2 separate regions of the Homo sapiens genome follow, and region 1 is linked to region 2. The links are chromatin loops, found by intact Hi-C in ENCODE. Cell type or tissue: heart left ventricle. All regions are shown on one strand. Links, peaks and the distances in the headings refer to the core of each region. The heading gives the core; the rest is flanking DNA.

Region 1 (2,914 bases), core at 229-2,728, 53 kb before region 2:
ATACTAAATTTAGTAGTCAATTATCTATCTTCATATGATTCAACTTCTTAATAATCATTTGGTAGTGTTGACGCATAACATTTTTCTAAAATTGTTTCCTCACTTAGTTTCCATAATATCAAACTAATCTATTTCTTATATTAGCTAATTGATAACTACTGAATTGTCCTTTTTCCCATCCTTGAAATATTGGTTGCCCCAGAATTCAGTTCTCTAACTTTTTATCTTTCCTGTCTTTACTCTCTCCTTGGGTTATCTTACGGTTTAAATATTAATATAATTTGTATGCTGACAACTCTCAAATCTCTCTCAACTAATTTCCCGAACTCCAGACATTGCCTGCTCCGAACCTACTCCCTACTGTTTCCTTCACTTCTGTCCATCTCAGTAAATGGTACCTTTACTCACCCACCTATCAGGCCTGACACTAGGATTCATCCTTTTTCTTTCCTTCTTTTATTCACACTATGATTACAGTCCATTAACAAAATGTATCCCAATTCCAGCCACTTATCACTATCACCATTCCTACTGCCCTAATCCAACCCACTATGATCTCTCACTTCAGCTACTGTAGTCGCCTTTTAACTGGTTTTCTGATAGTCATTCTCAAACCCTTTATGTTTTATCTCACAGTAGCCTGGCTTTTCAAAATCCACCAATGGTTTCGCTGCCTTAGAACAGGATTTGAACTCTTTATTATGTCTTTTAAGGCCCTGCAAGAACTGAACCTCTACCTTTATCTCCAATCTTATCTTCTGCCACTTATGGTCATTCACAAATTTAATTTAAGACTTCTGAGATACCACTATTTCTTTGACCCACCCCCATGACATTCTGATTATGTATCTGACATGGGGTTCAGAGTATTTGTATTTAAAAAAAAATCACCTCAGTTGATTCTTATTCAGGTTATCTTGACACCACCTTACTGAGAAACAATGTTTTTAGTAAATAATGAGGACAGGAATGTATTCCTACATAGAGAAAGGTTTTTTGAAGTTCATACCTGCAGGAGCTTTCTTCCCAAACTTTACATGTAAAGTTCGAAAAAGCTCCCCAGGTGAAACTGGTATGATGCCCTATCCAACCATTACCAGCAAGTGGCACATCCCTCTATTCCATGGAGCCATCATCTTTCTCTGTCGCCAATTTCTTCAAAACCTAAGAATGAACATTTAGTATACTTTAGATGCCAGGCAGATTGGTGGGTAAGTTGGAATTTTGTCATAAAATTATGGAATTTGACTTGTACATCATTAACGGATGATCGGCGTTTTGTAGTCAGAGCTGAGACTTTCCTTAGAAGACAAGTTGATCCTCAAGTCAGCCAGAATGTTCAGCGAATACTGAAATTCTTCCTAAGCAAGTTATACTTTAGATTAGAATATATTTGACTCTTTATATCTGGCAACTGATTTTTGTTTGTGTAGGGATATTTTGGTTTGGTTATCTTGTAGGTCTCTTTGAACTTTCCAATTGAACAGTGATCTTAATTGCCTTTCTTTTATTTATTTATTTTTTTGAGACAGGGTCTTGCTCTGTTGCCTGGGCTGGAGTACAATGGCTCGATCTTGGCTTACTGCAGTCTCTGCCTCCTGGGTTCAAGTGATTCTCGTGCCTCAGCCACTCAAGTAGCTGGGATTACCGATGCGCACCATCACGCCTGGCTAATTTTTGTATTTTTAGTAAAGTAATTTCTAGTTAATTTTTGTAATTTTAGTAAAATTTTGTACTTTTCTCCATGTTGGCCACTCCTGACCTCAAGTGATCCACTCACCTCAGCCTCTCAAAGTGCTGGGATTATAGGCGTGAGCCACCACACCTGACCTTAGTTGCTATTTTTAAAACACTGCATATTCTGATCCATTCTGTGGTCAATGGCCGGGCATTGGTGATATTTCTATCAAAATTTTGCAGTAAGTAAATTTATTGTATGCTGATTTCAGATAATTTATGCATTTCACAATAAGTCTGAAAACCTAATTCATTTTAAAAGATTGAAAGTTAGAATGGCTGGGTGTGGTGGCTCACGCCCATAATCCCAGCATTTGGGAGGCCAAGGTGGCCAAATCACCTGAAGTCTGGAGTTCCAGACCAGCCTGGCCAAAATGGTGAAACCCTGTCTCTACTAAAAATACAAAACTTAGCCCGGTGTGGTGGCAGGTGCCTGTAATCCCAGCTACTTGGGAGTCTGGAGCAGGAGAATTGCTTAAACCTGGGAGGCAGAGGTTGCAGTGAGCTGAGACTGTGGGCCACTGCCCTCCAGCCTGGGCGACAAGAGCATCCATCTCAAAAAAAAAAAAAAAAAAAAAAAAAAAAGCAGGATAATATGAAATAATGTCCTATATTAGGCAACATTTCAACTCTTTAATTGCCTCCTCTTTTCTGCTTATTTTAGTAAGTGTCGATTTTATATAGTATTCTTTTCTAAGTCCAAAGATGTATACACTTTGTCTGGAGTAAGCAGAAGGTCAAATATATGTCCCTCATCTAAAGTACTTAGAATGGTGGTTTATTTAGCTACTAAAATGATTACTCACTTGGGCAAGTTACATTGCCTTTCAGAATTTCAGGTTTCTCTATAAATCAAAGGTTAACTACAGCCATCTGGCCAAATCTCACCTGCTTCTATATAGTCCATGAGCTGAGAATTTTTAAAGGGTTTGGAAAAAATGCAACAGTGACCCTTTGTGGTCTGCAAAACCTAAAATATTGACTATCTGACCTTTTAAATTTTAAAAAATAATATGAAAGAATTATAATGCTAGGAAACTTGGTAAATACATTTTGCTTTAATAATTAGAATGTGTTGATCCTTTAAAGTTAATTAACTGTATCTCGGGAGGATAGCCACTTAATGAAGTTGTATGTTGTATCAGCTGTTTTTTTATGTGTAAAAAAGCAAGTTTGA
Region 2 (2,914 bases), core at 198-2,697:
TTCTTTTTTTTCCCATGACCGAATGAGAAGGTAACACCTGCAAAAATTCTTTTGCCATGTAAGATAACATATTTACAGGTTCCAGGGATTAAGAAGTGGACCTCTTTCTGTAACTCTACTCATTCTGCCTACTGAAGTATCTCACCGACATATTTCAATATTTCCTAAGCAAGTTTCTTGGTTCTGGGATCTTCTATGTTTCCAGATTAAACTTTCTAGAACCACACCTGACATATCTCCTGTGCTTAAAACCCTTCTGGCTTCCTACCAATCAAAGGTCAAATTAATGTTGTTTAGTTTCTATAGGAAAACAGCCCTTGAGTTTGGTCCTGTTTTACTGTTTTAGCTTTATTCCGGCCACCATTCCACTTCTCCTCCATCCTTATTCAGGCTTGAAAAAGTTTACTGTGATTCTTCTTCACTTATAAGCTGCCTTTGAAGCTCCCATTTCTTCTTCCAAACCCAGCTCAGACATCACCTACACCAGGAAGATCTCCCTGACGCCCTTCCCCAAAGTTATAACCACAGGACAAGGTCCTCTTTTAAAAACCTCCGTACCTTGTGTATGTTTCTATCTTTTGCATTAAACCCAAATGTGTTGTGATTTTGTCTATTTCACCTATCAAGAGTTTACTTTCCTCTCTCCAAGCCAAACTCAGCCATTTCCCAAACGTGTAACTTTCTTTGGGAAGGCTATTTACTTCACGATGTCTCCCTTTCCCTTTGTAAAACAGGGATAGCGACAGGATCTATATCATAGATTGTTGTAAGGAGTAGAACGGTGACCTACACATATTAAGTTTTACTAGTATTATTAATATTTCCAGCCCTCTGCCCCCCGCTGCCATGTACTAGGTGCTTAATGGATGTTTATTGTATGGATGGATTCATCGTACTCCCACCAAGGTCCCTCGCCCTTGAAAATGGCTACCCCGGGCCAGGGCTCCTCAACAGACTGAAGGTCCAGATCCTACTCCATCCTGGCGGTCTCGGGTGGCCCCTGAGGAGGGCAAGCCTTCTGCTCCACAGGCAAGGACAGTCACAGCTAAGTCCGCGGGGGGCGGCAGAGAGCGAGGGCTTTCCAGGAGCCAATGAGTCTTTAACTCCAAGAGGAAGCCCTGCATTCTCCGCAAATGGAAACCAGGAATCGGGAGCGCGTCAGCTATCGTAGGGTAGACTTAAGGCCCGCAGAAAATTAAAAGCAAAAGAGCAGGCGGAATTCAGGGGCTTTCACGGATCATCATCATAATAGTCAATAATGATGGCAGCAGACACTAACATTCACGCGTTCTTGTTAAGTGCAAGGCACAGTGCAAATGTGTATGGCCCCATTTAACCATCTCAACACACTACGAGGTTGGCGTCTCATTTTTACAACGGAAGAAACTGAGAGGCTCAGGAATACCGTATCCTATGCACATCTCCCAAGAGGGTCCTGTTCTCCAGCGCCCAGCGATCTGGGCCTCGCGGTCCGAGTCCGGCTCCCGGGCCGCCGCCCAGCCCTTCTCCGCGCTCTCCTGCGCCTGGGCCACTTCCGACTCCTGCTGTCCGGTCCCCAGCTCCTCCTCACCCACTCCGCCCCGCCATGCCCCGCCCCAGCCGCTCGGCTCCTCCTTCCCTGCACGCTCCGCCCCCGACCTCCCGGCTCCTCCCCGGCCTGCCCGCCACACCCTTGGTCCCTCCTGCAAGTTCCGCCCCTGGCCTCTGCCTCCTTTTCTCCCGCCGGCTCTAACCCGCGCTTGGCTAAGGTCCGCGGGAACCCGTGAGCCACCGAGAGAGCAGAGAACTCGGCGCCGCCAAACAGCCCAGCTCGCGCTTCAGCGTCCCGGCGCCGTCGCGCCACTCCTCCGAGTAAGTGGCTCCTGGGCGCGCCCGTCCCGCGCACACTCCAGCGCGCCTCTCCCGCCGCTGGGCTGCGGGCTGCTCTCGGGGAGCGCCTCCGGCTCAGAGAGTTTCTGAAGCGAGTGTGAGTGAGTGTGAGTGGGTGCGTTTGAACAACTTGTTTAGGTGGGTGTGCGTACGAGTGTGTGCAGGAGCGCACAGCCTCGGAAACTCCGCGAAATTTTACTCGGTTCCAGTGCCGCACTGAGGATCCAAGACCCCTTTTAGGAACCCTTACCTATTCAGGGCGACCTCTTAACCACCTCCTGCCGTGAGCCTCATTCCTTCCCTCCCTTTGTAACTGGGTTCCCGCTATTTGTCACGTCCTCCTGTAACCGCACATACTGGCGAAAGCACTGCCCGGGTTATCAGGGTGCCCCAGATTGCAGACTGAGATGCTGGCCTGAGATTGTAATCCAACCTTGCATTGTAAAACGGGCAGAGACCAGAGCCCTGCTTTGAGATCATTCGGTGGAGACTTCCTTTGAGGAAGAAAATGTGTGTGTGTGTGTGTATGTGTGTGTGTGTACATGACTGCACATGTCGCACTGGAGCCCTCAGCACCTGCTGCAAAGACACCTGATGAGCGCCCAGGCTCCACGGACTCCTCGCGACTGATAGGCACGTTCAAGACCAGGCTGACCCAACAGGCTTAGGCACCTTGAATATGTTTATTGCTTCAGTGACACTGTATTTCTAAACCAACAGATTTTCGAAAACACAGAAGCTCTAAGTAGAAAAAGCAGTATCCCTAGAGGAATCATGGAAGGAATCAAACAGTAGTTCAGTGCCCAGTGTTGAAACAAGAAAATCCTTGGATTGCTTAAGACTGATAATTCCATCCCTACATAATTATTTTTATGGGGGGAGGTGGGGGTCAGTACTCCCTCAATGCAGGACATATTTCTACATTTAAAAAGTTAATTGGAAGCTATGGTATCATAACAGCAGTATTGTACAAATAGTTTCTTCATCTATAAAATGATTGCCTGGTTGCTGGGGTCCTATCTAATTTTAATAGTCTCTCTGAGTT

What was found. A loop is a pair of places that touch in the nucleus more often than their neighbours do. Peaks named below come from ENCODE experiments on the same cell type or tissue, not always from the same donor. Only the 100,000 strongest peaks of a DNase experiment are listed, where the experiment ranks them.
Region 1: a loop joins it to region 2, with 2.1 times the contacts of the local background. A loop is called at or near these places in 2 of 110 quality-filtered maps.

What each region holds. Positions count from the first base shown.
Region 1 is chr5:119,213,801-119,216,714 of GRCh38, forward strand. The region is part of intron 34 of DMXL1 (Dmx like 1); the gene reads left to right. Among named protein-coding and RNA genes, the nearest start is that of MIR5706, 61 kb to the left of the region's middle. In heart left ventricle, for the core only: no CTCF peak of the experiment used is centred there; no DNase peak of the experiment used is centred there.
Region 2 is chr5:119,267,057-119,269,970 of GRCh38, forward strand. It overlaps a transcript of TNFAIP8 not described here. Among named protein-coding and RNA genes, the nearest start is that of TNFAIP8, 88 kb to the right of the region's middle. RefSeq lists enhancers at 799-848, 1,269-1,318, 2,289-2,358 and a silencer at 1,519-1,768. In heart left ventricle, for the core only: no CTCF peak of the experiment used is centred there; DNase peaks (open chromatin) are centred at 1,075, 1,645 and 2,335; H3K4me3 peaks cover 1,843 bases; H3K27ac peaks cover 1,010 bases.